Linked DNA regions of Mus musculus: region 1 is linked to region 2. The links are chromatin loops, found by intact Hi-C in ENCODE. Cell type or tissue: left cerebral cortex. All regions are shown on one strand. Each heading gives the region's core, and the rest is flanking DNA. Links, peaks and the distances in the headings are about the cores only. Region 1 overlaps Sobp (sine oculis binding protein). Region 2 overlaps Sobp (sine oculis binding protein).

Region 1 (8,335 bases), core at 140-8,139, 49 kb after region 2:
GTTTGTACTTGTGAGAGGGGATGCTCCAGTGTAGTCTGGAGGGTCTCTGTAGAGGAGAAAAGAAAGGTCCTATACCACAAGGCCAAGTCAGGAAGAAGAGTCCAAAAGCCAGAGAATAAGTGAGGCCACCATTCCGATGGCAGGAGAGGAATGGACAGATGAGACAGGGAAGCTTGTATGGCTGCCACCCCTTCAGCCTGTGTAGAATCAAGATGGTCTTGCCAAGAGCGTAAATTGACCATTCTTATCAGAGCGGTGCCTTGCTTAGTTTAAGACCATTGCTTTCATTTCCAGAAGGTCTTTTATTGATCTGAAAGACAGCTCAGAATCCCATGAGAACATAGGAGTAGTTCAAGACTAGAGAGATTTGGAAGTTTGATAGAGAGACAGGGCAGTTCTCTCTAGACAGTAATCAATCTGTCCCTGCATTTCCTGGGCCACTCTACCCTCTAGGTCTATGGCAGCCCCTTGTGGAAAGTCGATACATGGTATACCGTGCGTGTATATGTCCCATATGTTTTATTTGCTGCAGTAAGAGTTCTGGTGTATCACACAAATCAACCTTTGGTCTTTGTATAGCTCAGCCATAACAGCTAAGCAACAATTTGAAGTCAGTGGGGTCACACGTGTGGCTTTGGTTAGAACAACAGAACCAGGAAGAAGGATTTTGGTCACTTGGAACTACTTTGAAAGGCTGATGAAGTTCCAAATGAAACGTGGCAGTTGCTATCACATTTTAAGGGTTGGCAGGTATTGGTGCATTGGGTTGCAAGGAAAGTTGATCTTATTTTAAAATAAATACACATAAAGCTAGAGGCTAGAAAGCAAAGATTGAAGGCATTCCTGGCACTGGGGTATACACACCTCATTGCCTAAGATGTTCAAGGCTGTACTGGGCCTGGAGGAAATGGTGCAATGCACAAGCAAGAGTCTTCTGCCTTATGTGTGAATAGCTCCCAAACTTCAGCTCCTGTCTAAATCAGCACCAATGCAGCATTCCTGAGCAGGGAAGACAGGCACTGAAACCTTTATCAAAAACTAACAAACAGATAAACAAACAAGCAAACAAACCCTCCACACCAAGCAAAAGGAAGCACACATGATTTATTATACTACAGGGGAATTACCCAATTAAAAACGGGCTAGGTGGTCCCCTAACTGAACAACCTCGCCTGGCCTCAAAGGGAGAAGATGTGCCTAGTCCTTCAGGAATTTGATGTGCCAGGGGGAATGGGAGTGGAGAAGTTAGTAGAGGGAGTGATATGGGGGGTGTAAGCAGGAGTGATACCCAGAGTGGTGCTTCCTTTTCTCAAAGGAGAAGGGGGGAGAAATGGGGGGGGGAAGACCTGTGTGAAGGGGTACTGGAGGAGGGGCTGATATTGAGATATAAAGTAAATAAATTAAAAAATAAGCTTGGGATCTAAACAGAGAATTCTGAATAGAAGAAATAAAAATGGCTAAGAAATACCTCAGAAAGTGCCCATCGATCGTCCCTAGCAATTAGGAAACACAAAGCGATTTTGAGATTCCATTGGACCCCAGGCAGAATGGTTAAGCTCAACGAAACAACTGACAACGTATGCTGGCAAGGTTGTGAAGAAAGAGAAAATACTCATGCTGTTTATGAAAATGCAAATTGATGCAGTCACTCTGGAACTCAGCATGGAGAATCCACAGGGGAAAAAGTCTACCGTATGACCCCGTGTGAGTAGGTTTGGCGGCCATAGACTTGTGTGCGTGAATGCTTAGCCCACAGGGGAGTGACACTATTAGGAGGTGTGACCTTTTGGAGAAGTGCGTCACTGTGGGGCTGGGCTTTGAGGTCCTATGCTCAAGCTATGCCTAGTGCTAAAGAGATCCTCCTGCTGGCTGGCTGCGAAAGCCAGACTCTTCCTGGGTGCCTGAGAATCAAGATGTAAAACTCTAGGCTCCTCTAGCATCATGCCTGCCTGGATGCTGCCATGCTTCCCGCCATGATGATAATGGACAACTTCTGAAGCTCTAAGCCAGTTCCAATTACATTTTCCTTTATAAGAGTTGCCTTGGTCAATGAGTCTCTTCACAGCAATGGAAACCCTAAGACATCCATCTATCCCATTCCTCTGAACATACCCAAAGAACTCACACATCCTACTCCACAGATACTTGACCAGCCATGTTCATTGCCACCTGATTCACAACAGCCAGAAAAATGAAAACAATCTCAATGCCAGATGAATGGATAATAAAAAGATAATACATGTATCCAACAGCTGGAGTACATTTCAGCTGTGAAGAAAAATGAACTAATGAAACCTTCAGGTAAATGGATAAACCTAGGAAAGATTGAGTGAGGTAACCCAGACCCAAAGATAGATATGGTATGTTCTCCCTCATCTGTGGTTCCTAGCTTCAAATCCTCAGATGGAAGGATGCATCATGGGGTTAACCACAGAAATCAGAAAAGTATTAAGGACCACAGACATGGTGGTGGGTATGTGAGAGGGGACTAGGGGATACAGGGACTACAGAGTGGAAAGTGAAGAGGGGGACAACTGAGGAGGATGGAGGGAAGCCACCACAGAAAGAAGAGAGATGAGGGACACATAGTATCAATGTTGTTTGTGAGCCTCGTGCAATCATACCAGCTTATACTTACTTAAATCTATACACGGTGCATATAGATGTATATGCACACTTGTGTGTGTGTGCACACACACATACATGCACACACACATGCACACAAACACACATGCACACACACATACATGCATGCATATAAACACACATGCACACACACGTCTTGAAGGAAGTTAAGCCATTTGGGCTGACAATAGTCTCTACAGAAACTAACTTGTTAGTTAGTCTTACTAACTACAAGACTAACAAAACCCCTTTCCAGGCACAAGAAACTTCCCTGTAAATGGTTGTTCAGGGTAGTCCAGGTGACTCTCAAAACAATATAAATGATCAACGTAGCTCTTGGCTGCCTCTCTGGGGTTAAGAGTAGGTGCTCTGGCTGAAAACACGGCATACTTCATACATAGGACTTGAGTGATTCAAGCTAGATCTGACCTGAAAGTCCCTTTCCTGTAGCATAGCATTCATGGTTCTGGAAAATACAGTGCAAGGGGTGAAGGGAGGAGTGACTGACAGTCTTATCCAGCTGCAACACCTATGACTCACGACAGTGACCAGCATGACGAGATATGAATAAAGGAGCAATAAGTGGCGTTCACACATTGGTGGTAACCAAAAGCTGTCTGATTGGATGTAAGCCCCACTCAATGGGAGGGAAGCCATCCCTGGTACTGGAGGCCTAGCCAGGTTCTTTGGGCTAGTGAGGTCATGAACCTTAGATAAGATTCTACCTCCACCTTGCTAGCTCTGCAGGATTCCTTACTAAAGTCTTACTGCATTCTAAATCTTATCCTTACCCCACAGACAAGTGCAGCTACCTGCCTTCGTCAGAGAAGCTCTTCTCTGCAGCAAATGGAGACCATTCTAGGAAACCACAACTAGACACAGGGCAAAGACCAGTGGGTAGTGAGGAGTCCAGATGCAATGGAGGCATCCCCATCAGAGTTCCTGCATCCATGGCTCGGGGATCATTGAGGAAGAAGAGGCAGAGAGGTTGGAAGAGTCAGAACACCAAAGTTCACAGTGTAAGGGTCTCTCCGAGAAACGGCCACATCAACAGGATTGGAACAATGGTTACAGCAATGGACATTTTAATGTGGAAGGGAGAAATTTTTAGTGTCCCACCCCTAGACAAAGAACCATAGGACACTAATGACTACTGGAAGGAGGAGAACTAGCTTTTCTAGGTGATAAGCCCCCTTATTGGTTGTCCAGTGCAGAGTAATGTGGTCATCCCTGAAACCATAGATGTATAAACAACAAAAATAGATATAGCAGGTTATGTGTGCATGCATGTGTGTATGTTTGTAACAATAATAAAATAAAAAGAGGCTATCAACTTGAGGGGAACATGGGAGAAGTTGGAAAGGGTACCTGGGATGGGTTAGAGAGAGAAATGGGAGGGGAAAAGCAATGTAATTCTATCTCAAATAAAATACCACCACCACTGCTGCCACCATGGGATATCAAGAGAAAAGGGACAAATGTGCAAGATTGCACACTCTCGCTGATGAGTGTTCAAGTTGGGGGCAGGGGAAAGCACATGGGATACATCATGACTTTTATATAATCTTGAACATTAGAAAATTTCCATAGTAATTTTTAATCTATAGAAACACTAGGAATTTGCATAAAGTAAAACTATCGAAGCCCAGACTCCACAGGATGAGCCAGGTCTGAGGACTCCTCCACTGACCTGCCTATCTGCCCTCTAACAGGCTCTACCATCTCCATGCTCGTATGCTCGTCTGAGATGCTGCACAGGATACAGGGCACATGGTGTGTGCTTTCCTACCTACCTTCCTTCTGCTCGATATACCCCCTTCTCTTACACTCTAACTCCTATAATCAGTATCTATCTGTAGAAATGCCCAGATCAAAAGCATCTTCCATTCAGCGCACTGGTTGCATGAGGCAAGAGTCTCATCCCTTTCCACACCCTGGGACTTTCCTAGCACTCTCCCAGGACGTGGCTTACCATGGACCAATACCATCCATGACAAGAAGGAGAATCACAGTTGCATAGCGCATCTGTATCAACAACAGGAAGCCTAAGTACACCTCTGTGTCCAGTTACAATCTCCTCTGAGGCTTTGCATATGAAGACCAGAAACTCAGAGAAGGCCAAGAGATAGAGCTGCATCCACTGTGCTGTCGTATGTCTCTCATGCCTTTGGATCTATGGGGCAAGCAAGACTTAACGTGTTACTCAAGAGCCCACATGCTTAATGGTGACTATGTTGGGTATGAACCATGTACTCATTCATTCTAGGCAGAGACAGAATCTTTTCCCTATTCCATGACCCAATCTGCTTATTTATTATGATGCACAGATCCTTGTGAGCCAAACACTGCCTGACAGTGTTTGGGGTGGGGGTGGGGGTGAGGTGTACATCTTCTAACCCACCTGCCAGTCTCCGCAAAGGACTGAGATAGAAGAGTCAGCTAAACTCTCCCCACCCCATCGTCTCTGTTCGCAAGGCCACAACACTAAAATAGTCTTCATCTTCTCCCTCTGCTGGCATTGTAAGTGACCAGAAAGAATTCTTTCCCATGCTATTTTTATTTTGCCTCCCAGCTGTGGGCTCCCTCCCTCCTCCTTCTTCACAACCCTCACACTACCAGCCAGAAGAAGCCATAGAGACTCAGACTCTGGGTGATGATTCCGGAAGCTGAAGCCTCGTTGGACAAGCTTACTCTCCCCCGCACTTCCCTCTCTTTCCTACACTTGCTAGCTTTCTAACTAGTAATGCTCCGCTGTGGGGGTGGGAGGCAGAGAAAACCCCCCAGCCCCCAACAGCCTGGTCTAATCCATGAGTCTCAGGTTCCAGGGAGAGACCCTGTCTCGAAACAAACAAGCAACAGGCACGCATGCGCACACATCAAACACCCACGCACATACACGTGCACAAACACGCGCACACACACCCACAAGTTGGGATTTCAACTCAGTTATCTTCATACCCTCCTCCAAATCTTTCAGTTTCAAATCTAGCAATTTCTTCTAGTTGTAGGTCTTTTTCTTCCCAGGCTCAAATACAAGATTTTTGCCCAACCAGTTCCTGAGAACTAACAAGAAACTGGCTAACGAGAAAATATGAACTCAAAAGATCCTTAAGGATTCCCTCTCGCTGCAGCTCCTTCAGTCCCACCCACTGAATGAGCATTTTATTAGGGAAGACAAGAACCTTTGCAGTCCCAAGCTTGCTTCTCCAGGGAGAACCTGAGTGATCATATGGAGACTGGCGATGGGACTGGAATCTGGTGCAAGCACTGGTCGCCATGGCTGGCTCCAACTGTTCTCCATTCTTAGTCTTGAATGTTAATAGTGCTGTTAGTGTCAAGACCGACAGAAATCTCTCATACTTGCTTTTACTGAAAGTTGTTTCCTTTGGTCATAGTTTGATTATAAAGCAAATTTCCCTCTTACACACACACACACACACACACACACACAGACACACAGACACACAGACACACACACACCTGCCTATGAAGAGCTAGGTGACCACACTGAACTCTGACCCATCCCATAGGAATTGTTTATGTAATCACTAGCCTTTATAGCCTTGTGCTTCCAAAATTAATTTAGAAACCACTATGTTACCACCAAAGAGAGAATCTTGGTCAGCAAGCTAAATATCTCCAGTCATGTGTATAGTGCATTAGTGTGAAGGCACACATCACAGTTTGGGATTTAATGGAAAAATCAATACCGTACAGGAACTCTACAGTTGCACGCACAGTCACTGCTATAGCCAATGCTTTCTTTGTTGGTGCCTTCTGATTACATACGCTTGTGTATTCCAGGCATACTCTGATTTTACTCTGCTTGCTTGCTTTCTCTCTCTCTCTCTCTCTCTCTCTCTCTCTCTCTCTCTTTCTTTCATAAGTTACTCAATAGTTCTGCCTCTTCCAAGAAGTGTGGGCTAGGGGAGGGACGCAGAGACATTCAACCATCAATATCATAGAGTCAATGTCCTGTCTACCTGGTCCAGGCCCCTTTCTGTCTGAAATCCCTATAGCCCAGGGGGACAAGCTTTCAGCTGTGTGCTTCTGGTCACCTGGGAACACCAAAGACCTCTGCAATCCCAGCTTTTCTCATGCTTTCCCAACAGGCTGCTGCTGGGGCTGCAGCTAGCCAAGGAAGACGCCAGAACCACCCTTAAGCTAAAAAGGCACTTTGGAGTAGAGTTTGCAGTCCTCCCTGTCAGATTCCTTAAATATCTCCTCCAAGCTGTAGTAAGAAAACTCCAAAGTTGTATTTCTCTCTTAAGAATGAACAATTCTTTTGCAAAGGAATAGTCCTGCTCAGGCCTTAGCAACAGCCAATCACCGCTATTCTTAACAGCTGGCCGCTGTTTGTAATTTCTTCTTAAAGAGATACGCTTACTTGTGCTTTCTGTCTTCTTTTTCATCATAGGGAAAGTAAGCTGAACAAGGGCAAGCATTTCTAACAGAAACTGCAGTGAAGCTCGCACCAAACCTCTCGAAACTCCCGCCAACTCAGCAGGGCTGTCAGTCAGGCAACGCAAGCGTGTGCACCTTCTCTAAACGGATCTGGAAATGATGTTCACATTTTTTTTTAAAAATTTTCTTTTCCTCCAGTATACTCTAAAGCACATTTACTTTTCCAACACATAGGGGAAACCTAAGAATGGTATATTAGTCTTCACAATCTTTCTACAAAGAAGGGAGCCAGTCCTAAAAGCATTCTGATCCTAAAACAGCACAAATGCTCCCCTCTAACCCCCAGGCATGGATGACCACAGTTACCAAGACGGCATTAAAAGCATTGTGAAAATACCCTGAGGAATATAAAATGTTACAGCAGACCTGGATGTTTAAGAGCCCTCAAATAAAATATCAGGCGAGTTAAATTTTCATGCCAACAACTGCATTTATAAGCAGTGAGTCTGCCTGCAGCATAGTTGGTCAAGGGCGCTGCACACACGGGCTGAGTGGCACCATTGTGACCGTGTCTGCTGTGCTGCCTGAAGGAGGTTCTCACTCTGCAGCTGCTGCAGCTGGAATGGACAAGGCCTGTACCATTCACTCTCCTGCTCTCCGGTCGCTTTGTGTTTAACGGACAGTTACTGTCAGAGCCAAACCCAAAGGCTGTCACTCGTGGGAATTCCTAATGCAGTGACCTGGCAAACCTCTAAACTGGGCCAAACATCCAAACAGAAATGAAGCCACCTCAAATGTTAACAGCTGAGCATCTTCATCTTCTTTCCCTGTTTTCGTTTAGTTGGAGCAAATGTTTTGCTTTAATGCAATTGAAAAGAAAAGAACATTTAGGGACAGCACGCTAGATCCTTCCGAAAGCTTCATTTTCAAAAGCAGCGTTTGACTGGCCAAATAAATGACAATTCATTCTCTGTTTACTTTAGGTAGACAGAAAATGCATTGCTGAGCACTCGTTTTCAAAAAGCTAATCAAGGATGTAAGGCCCCAACAGATTCATTTAATAGAAATATAATAGACATTCCTGCTTGCTTCTCATCGTGTCTCCCTGTAAATGCTAAAATGAACAGCAAATTAACCTTGCGTTGGAACCTAGCTTTGTCACAGCTGATGCTCCCCCCACAACAGTAAACATCCCCCCACCCTGTCACTACTTCTAAGCCTTCTGCAGGGGAGAGACGATGGAGTTTGGCAAGAGAGTGGAGGAATACTTGAATCCTAAAGGGAGTGCTGTGTGTCTAATGGGCTC
Region 2 (8,335 bases), core at 219-8,218:
ATATCCAGTTTCAGATACTGCTTACTAACTATGCAGGATAATCCTTCAGAGGTAAATGGATTCTAAATCTACGGACTCACCATCCCTAAGCAATGAGTGAGCCCATAAAACTTTCTATATACTCTCACAGGACTGAGTGCCACCACACTTATAGGACTGAGTGGGTCCCTCTTGCAAGGTTGTGCACCAAATATTTCTCTTGTCTCAATTCAGTTCTGGTACCTCTTCAATGACAAGGTTATGACTTTGTTCCAAAACACTAACCACCTGGTCACACACTATTCCATCTTCCATCTGAACCACTGACATCGTATCTAAAAGTTGCACATTAAGGTCCCTCCCTCTACAAACCCCTGGTTCTAAGGATACAGGCAGCTGGGAGTTAGTTCACTGGATAAGCATTTCTGTGTTTTATCTAGGCACTGTTCTTTCAGAGAGCTGGTGATCACACCAACTCTGTCCTATATATACTCACTAGTTCTAGGTGTAGATGTGTCAGCCTGGTGGCTCTCAGTGGCTCTTTGTAGCCCTTCCACCCAGAACTATTCCAAGTGCAAACTGAGGGCTAGTACCTTTAATTCAGGTACTGTCACCCAGTGGGTATTTCTAATCATTAAATACTTCAGCAAGCACAGCTCAGGTCCAGCCTAGGGATGGAGAATTCCCACTTGTACCAACTCCTTTCCATTCTGTTATAGTTTTTCTTTTCTTTAGAAGTGGGAATCCATGGGTTTAGGTCGACTTTCCCACGCCCTCCAAGAGAGGCTGTTGTCTTGGATTTTTCAGTGTAGAAACAAACTCACCAATGAGTACATTAACACCTCCCTTTTGGCTTCCCCGTGAAGCTAACCCTATGCTTTGAAACAGTGTTTTGGGGCTTGTGGCTCTACAACCAGACTAAGCTCCAAGAAGCCCAAATTACGTGAAACTCCTCCAGCTTTCTTCAAATGCAAAGTGTATCCTCCGCTGCTGAGCAAGGAACGAACATTGTGGAATTTGGACCAGGAACAAAGAGTCACGTGTTCTCTCTACCCATTTCCACAGCTCTAGAAACATGTAAGAGACTGGAGAACCACAGAGCAGAGGGCACTGTGTGGGTCTACTGCCCCAGGAGAGCATAAAGAATGGGGTGAAAGGGTTATTCCTGGTTTTCATTTTTTCCCATTGATTATTTTGTTTAAAATATGTTGTTTCCCTGGAAAACCAAGGAATGAGGATATTTTCTTTGAATACTTTCAAAAATTTACACATGGTTGCTCTGAACTCCCCGATGTACCATAAATAAGCATAAACTATAGAGATTCTAGTACAAACATCTCTCTGAGTTCATACAGCTACCCACCAAGCTTCCAGGCATCGGCAAAGGAGGGACTAGTCCATCTACCAGTGGAATTCTGTGTGGGGAGAATAGTTTAGACATACTCATACATTGTTTTCATTATTATTTGTGGGATTTTTTTTTCTAGCTACTGAGGCAGTGGGACTGGGATTCCTAACTTTAAACATTGGCGATTAAAAAGAGTTTACAACCATCTAAAAGTCTTCAACTAAACTTAATCAGTTCTGCATATGGGAGAAACATCTGCCGGTTGGAATCATTTGTAACCATACGCACAAACAAGAATGAATAAAGTCGGGAAAGCGGGGACAGAATAATTTCAAAATGGGAGAGGGGGCCTGCAGTCTACAGAGGTTGAACAAATGTGTCGAGTTCTTTGAAGGCAGATCTAGTGGCTTTCGGATTTTGAAATGTATTCTAAAAAGTATGGTATGGTACGGTGAAGGTGAAGCAGCTGATTTAGCTGATTTAGGCAGCAAGACCTCCCTGGGGATCATGGCTTTGACCTCCAGTACTGAGATCTGCAGGTCCGCACCATGGCATGTCACCTTTTACGTGGGGCTGGTGATCCTTGTGCTTGTGTGACAAGCGCTTTGCCCACCAAGGCATCTCCACAGCCCTTGCTTTTATTTATTTTTTTATTCTTTTAATGCTTTCAATTTGACTTGTTACCAAGGAGCGCTCACTATTAGGGCGCAAAGGGTACTCAGCCCTTAGTTAATAGAGTATTTCCAACTCTCCAACCACGAGAGTTCCTGAGAGTTAGAGCAAAAGCAACACTGTCTGAGCAGGGAACCAGAAGGGCCAGAGAGTGGAGCACAGCAGGTGGAGGCTGGGCCCTGAGGTGATGTGGGGCCAGCGATTTACTTGGGTGCTCTGCTGACTTACTGGAGACATGGTCTCCCCTCCTTAAATTCCTTGCCTTGCCTCCTCTCGGCAGCCCTCAAAACCCTTGCCTGATTTTCAAAAAGAACTATAATTTCTTGAGAAACTCACAATAAAAAGGACTCTCCAATCACAAGAATTAGGCTATTTGGTACCAGCATCTTCTAGACTTGGCTATTGCCAAGTTAACATTTTTAGTAGTGACGCTGACCCACGGAAACTACCCTTGTCCGATGGATGACTTTTTCAGAAGCACAGGTCACCCAAACAGCCATCCATACACCTTATGCTTTTAATAGATACTTTAGACACTTATAGGGACTGTCACTGTTCCTGTCCTGGTCTCTTAGCACAGTAATGGCAATGAGATCTTTTACCCTCCCATTCTTCCTTGAGTGTGTGTGTGTGTGTGTGTGTGTGTGTGTGTGTGTGAGTGACAAGTCCCAGTGCTTTCTAAAGGTTCTCACTTTTGGGGGGGTCACTCAAAGCATTGTCAAGCAGATTAAATTATCTGGGGTGTTTTCAGTTGGCATGCTTTCCAGAAGGCCAAGACCACTGCCTTCAGACTGAAGGCATCGTAGGCTAAAGGAGGAAAGAAGAGTGGCCTCATCTCTGGTGTTCTGGCCCCACTGGCAAAGCCACCAGCAGGAAAGGAGACCTCAAACCATGGTGGCCAAGAAACGATTCTCACACTAGCCATTAGCTCTGGTTCAGGGCTTCCACTCTGGCTGTAAGCCAAGTGCTCACGTTCCCACCATGAAAGCAAGAGGTTGGTGGGCTCGGATCGTGTACACCGGGCGAGTTGGTAAGTGGAGGCTCATTGCTGTGCTTTATAAACTTTGCCTCAAGGTGATAAGAGACCTTTTGTAAATGTGGTGACAGAGGGACTAGTGAGACGATTCTCCTACGGTGCTCAAAAGGAAATTAAGCTTTGGACTTCCACAACTTGGATTTGAATCGAAACTCTGCCCACAAGTTAGATAATCTTGGACAAATTCCCCAATCCTATTTCTCCACTAGGAGGATGAAGATAGCTAGCTGTTTCTTTGGAGATAGCTCCAAAGAAATATTATGGGGAAACACCCAGAAGAGCCTGCATACCCTGTGAAGATACTCGTCCTCCTCCCCTCCCCCAGGCCTCGTCCCCCCCCCCCACCATAGGACGTAGTCAACCTACTTTGCACATTCTTCTGTGTGTCCCCAGCCCAGGGAAGGAGCAGTGTCTAAGTTAAATGCTGGAGGAACACCCATTTCTCTTCTTTCTGTAATCGGTTAATAAACAATGTTTATTATAACAAACCAATGTTTTGGCTTGTTGCCTGCTTGGATAGATGGGAGAGCTCACCCTCTGCGATTGAATGGACAGGCCTGAAGTCAACACCGGGTCCGCCACCGACAAGCTCTGACTGAGCAAATATTTCCAAGTCACAGCTTCCTTCTTGGTAGTATGCTACCGGACGCCTACTCCACTAGGATTGGCAAGAGTCGCTACAGTGGTTCATGTGTGGTCCCCGCCATCTCACAGAACTGTTGGCTCACTGGATATTAAGTAGGGTACAGCAGTCATAGGGTACAGAGACATGCCTGCCACTTCATTAAGGTCTACACGTAGAAGTGAGACTCACCAGCTCAGCCACTGAGTACCCGAAAGGGGGGCGTGGTAGGTTGGCCGTAAGGCTAGTTTTTCATTTTAGCCCACAGATATGGTTATCTTGAGAAGCTAGAGTAAGAGTCATCTGCCAAATGGACTACCAGCTCTAGGTGCTCGCCCACTGATGGGTTACCCAGACATTTCAATACTGCTCTGCAACCTCCTAACTGAACAGTAAGATTCCTCAAGTAATCGTCCCTCCCATGCCTCCTTTTCCAGTTGGATAAATTAGGTATGAACCCGAAAAGAAGAAAATAGTGTGTCACAAAACAGAGTGTGCTTTCAACTCAGGTTCAAGGGCTTGAGTGATCTTGGCTCTTAACTGTCTCTCGGCTGTAAACTGCTAATGGTGTACTAAATAGCATTGCCAGCTGTCATAGGTATTGGATCAAAACGTTGATGGTACCTGGCCACCCAGAGTGCTCAGAGAAAGCGGTAAGTGACACGATGGCTGCATCTCACCTCCGCCTCTAACAAGCAAGGTGAGGGGCGCTGTCTCTTGGAGGAACGCCCAGGTGGACATACAAACCTTTTATTTTTTTACTTATTCTGGTTTCTAATTCGGAGGCACCTCCTTTTGAGCGGAGGCTCCAGGTCCTCAGGGCCAGCGCTGAGCATGGGCGAGGAGATGACGCACGGCGTCATGGCAGCCTTCTCCGCGGGTTTTGGCACAGGCTGGATCACGCAGCCGGTCTTGGGCAGCATCCGCAGAGCATAGGCGTGGTCCTCGTCCGCGGGGTTATTGAGGTTCGGGTCCGACTTGTCGCCCCCCGCCAGGGCTTCCTCCCCCATCAGTTTTTTGGTCGCTTCCCCGTCCAGGTGGCAGTTGGAAGCGCAGTTGTTCTCCTTGACCGACTCCAGCTCGTTCACCACAGGCTCCTCGGACGACAGTAGCTTTTTGGGAGGGGCTGGGGGCGGCGGCTGCTCCGGCGGGGGCTCCGCGCCCTTGGCCTCGGCCGGGGCGCTGCGGGTGCCGTTCACGATGACGTTGCAGGCGGCAGCGGCCTCGGGGCCCGCGGGGGCGCCCGGGCCGGGGTCGCCGGCGGCGGGCGGGCTGCAGTGGCCGTCCCTGCAGCCGCCGCAGGTCCTGCGCTCCGCGGCTCCCGGCTCGCGCTCCGCCTTGACGTGAGCGTGCAGCGCACGGTGTATCACGTTGTGCAGCCGGGCTCGGTGGCCCACGGTCAGGTCGATGACGCCGTCCTGCGGGCCGTGCAACACGCCCGCGAAGCCCGGCTGGCCTCCCGCACCCGCGGGGCTGCCTGCGCGCCGGGTCAGGTCCACCACCTCCCCACGACCGCGCTCCGCGGGCGCCAGGCTCAGAGCCTGGCCGGAGCTTCCGGGTGGCGAGTCGGCTGACTTGGAAGAGCCCTGCTTGGAGTCCCGCGGGGACAGGGAGCGTCCACCAGCCTTGCCTCCCGCCGCCGATGAGTCGCCCGGAGCGCTCGGAACGAAGCTCTCCCCGTTGCTGGAAAATCCGTTGGGGGGCTTGGAATCGTTCACATGGGGAATGGGGATAGGGATAGGGATGGGCACCGGCAGGGGCACTATCACTGGGTACGGCACGAGCAGCGTGGGGGGCGGCACCAGCGGGGCCAGCGAAGGCAGCCCGAAGTTCATCATCTGGGGAACCGGCATCGGGCCGTTTGGCATCATGCTAACCGGAGGGAAGGGAAGGCTGGGCAAGGGCGCGCCCGGGGGCGGCGGGGGCAGCAGCCCTGGGGGGTTCCCAGGCATGGTAGGGGTACTTGGGGGGTGGATGTGGGGCGATAGCATGGGCCGGTGCATGGGGCTGGAAGTGGGGCCTAGGTTCCTGGGGCCTCCGGGCGGGGCCCCAATGCCCGGGAGCATGGGGTTGGACAAGGGACTATTGGGGTTGGAGGCGTGGTGCGGTGGTCCGCGGATGAAGGGCGGGCGGATCTGCTGGATAATTTGCTGCTCCATGAAGATGGGCAGGGGCACTGGGCCGCGGTTGGTCATCACCATGGGAGGGCTGCGAGGCGGGACACCCAGTGGAGGTCCGATGCTAGCAGGTGGCTGGACCGAGACGGGAGGGATGCTCGGAGTCTCGCTGATGGGGAGGGACTTGGGCACTGGCGTGGGGATTTTAGTGACAGAGCAGTTGGCAGTGTCAGATGGAGAAACGGTGGTGGACGAGGATGGGCCGGGGCCCTGGCTTTGGCCAGCTGCAGTCACGGGGGAAGGGGCTTTCCTCCGAGCATCTGTTAGCGGGATATTCCAAGAGTCTGGCGTGAGCAGCTGCACCCCGGTGCCTTCTGCTTTACTTTCCATGTGAGGGTGGAGTGTGCTGCACAGCCCGGCTGGAAGATTGGCCTGTGTCTCTTTGTAGAAAATGTCCATTTTGTATTGATTGAGACATTTTGCACTGCAGAACTGAAGCCTTCTCTCCCCGTCCCCAAAATCCAGGTATTCTTTTGTGTGCCTTATGTGTTTACACCAGTCACACACCTACAACACAGCAATAGAAACCACAACAGGTAAGATAAGCAACTTTCTTGGGTACATGGCGTTTCATGTTTCACATAAAGGCTCTATTAAACTCTATCATCATTTCCCAAATAAGTTGAAGGGTACCCTTTACAGGGTACATTTCTGAAAGATTTATGAAATAAAGAATTTGCTTTATAAATAGGATCCTCAAAATTAGCAACAACCATTCTCCCCCCCCCCCCCGCCGCCCCTTTTCAAAGATGGCTCTGACAAAATGGAGTACACCTGTCCAGGACACTTACCCAGTGCTCCTATGAAGTACGCCTGCCCTGCACACCTGCCCTGCACACCTGCCCTGCACACCTGCCCTGCACACCTGCCCTGCACACCTGCCCTGTACGTATACCTAGGACACCTACTCAGTACACTTGTCTTCATATTTTCACTTGCCTAACAGGCTCATGTAAATACATATCTATATAACGTTGGAGGGAAGGAATCTCCAGGGAGTTCAACAATCAGGCAACATAACCTCTTAAAATTCTCCTTATGTAAAGCCACTGTGCACTGTATCCAATAAAGTGGTTGGAAAGGGTGTGCTGTGCTAACCAATCGCATAAAGCGCCGAACACCGCTATGTCTGGCTTCCAAGGAGAAACTTGGACTTAGTCATGAAGTCTGTGTGAGGTTCAGCTCTCCCAACCCGTGATGTTGCAGCAAGCTAGAATTATTTTTTGAGCTGTTTGCCCACTCTTTCTCGGCAGTCAGAATTTTGGTGACATTTCTTGGCAGACAGTCTTATTTAACAACTTTTCAAACACCAGAGAACACTTTCCAAAAGTTGTTATGGCTTCCACCCCACCCCCTTCGGATCTACTCCTGGCAAAAGAAAGATATCACCAAATTTATTTTAAAGCTGGGCTGCAGAGCTAATTAAAGGCTCAGATGCCTTCCCAATTGGAAATCACTAGACACCAAAGTTCAAAAAATAGTCCTTCTCGGCTTCAGAACCCATTACTTTGGAGAAATTATTGTGATTTCATTAACACATTAATTTTGCAACACCATCAGCTCTCACAGATGGCACAGACATGATCTACAATTCAAATATGACTCTTGTTTGCACAAGTGTCTTCCCTTCGTATGGCATTTTAAACAAGAATTAATATGAGTGATCTTGCCATCGCTATAAACAGATAAACAGATGTCAAAATTTTCAGTAGTTCCTCTAGTCCCTCACTTCTCCTGACAGGATTCTACACACACAATCTTTTTTTTTTCTTTCTCTCTTCCTTCTTTCTTTATCTTTCCCATAGCATTTGAGCTGCACAGCTTCAGAGAAGGGATTGCAAAACTCAGCACCATTGTTAGTGTACTGAAACCTTCTCCCCGCAGTTTAGCAATGGCGTCAGTCAGTGCTGGTCTAAGGGAAACCTTGATTTCAGAGTGTTCTACTGCTGTGTTCATGCAGTGTTTGTGTTTAACCATTGTAAACTGATATGATTAAAAGATACATTTTAATAATGACTGGTCACATAAGCAATGCACAAACAACATATGTTGGGCATTTGATGATGCCTCTCATCTAACTGGCAGCCTCCCTTTCTGTAAACAAGTGGCGACACACTAGCGTGTGATCGTGGGTGCATAGGAGTCAGATGTGGGTCTGCATGTGGAAATCCACTCTTTTCTTCTCAGTGGTTTTTTTTTTTTTCATTGATATTTTTGACAGTGTAAGATTGAATAAGATACCCACTTAGGCATGGACTGGTTCTTGTTTGTTCTTTCAAGATACTTTCTAAAAATCTGACATAAGAACTCTTGAGTGGATTTTGATGAGATTGGAATTCCTGCAACTTGACTATCAAAATTATTGCCACCAGGAGCCATTAAAGTGGTTAAAACATAATTATTCCAATGCTCATGTCTGCCTTCTCTTCTCTCACCAACAGCATTTTAGGATCCTCCTGGACTCACTGGATATTTGGTTATAAATACATGAAAACTGCTCC

The links. Hi-C counts contacts between places; a loop is a spot of excess contacts. Peaks named below come from ENCODE experiments on the same cell type or tissue, not always from the same donor. Only the 100,000 strongest peaks of a DNase experiment are listed, where the experiment ranks them.
Region 1: a loop joins it to region 2, with 3 times the contacts of the local background. A loop is called at or near these places in 3 of 42 quality-filtered maps.

The regions. Positions count from the first base shown.
Region 1 is chr10:43,065,847-43,074,181 of GRCm38, forward strand. The region is part of intron 5 of Sobp (sine oculis binding protein); the gene reads right to left. Among named protein-coding and RNA genes, the nearest start is that of Gm47815, 35 kb to the left of the region's middle. In left cerebral cortex, for the core only: a CTCF peak has its summit at 5,130 (motif pointing left); DNase peaks (open chromatin) are centred at 5,316, 6,918 and 7,728; H3K27ac peaks cover 1,444 bases.
Region 2 is chr10:43,016,578-43,024,912 of GRCm38, forward strand. Sobp (sine oculis binding protein) reads right to left here. Exons shown (of 7, transcript NM_175407.3): 6 at 4,405-6,341. The coding sequence ends at 4,416. Among named protein-coding and RNA genes, the nearest start is that of Gm47815, 14 kb to the right of the region's middle. In left cerebral cortex, for the core only: CTCF peaks have their summits at 3,246 and 3,445; DNase peaks (open chromatin) are centred at 958, 3,758, 3,944, 4,546 and 3 more places; H3K4me3 peaks cover 1,657 bases; H3K27ac peaks cover 1,759 bases.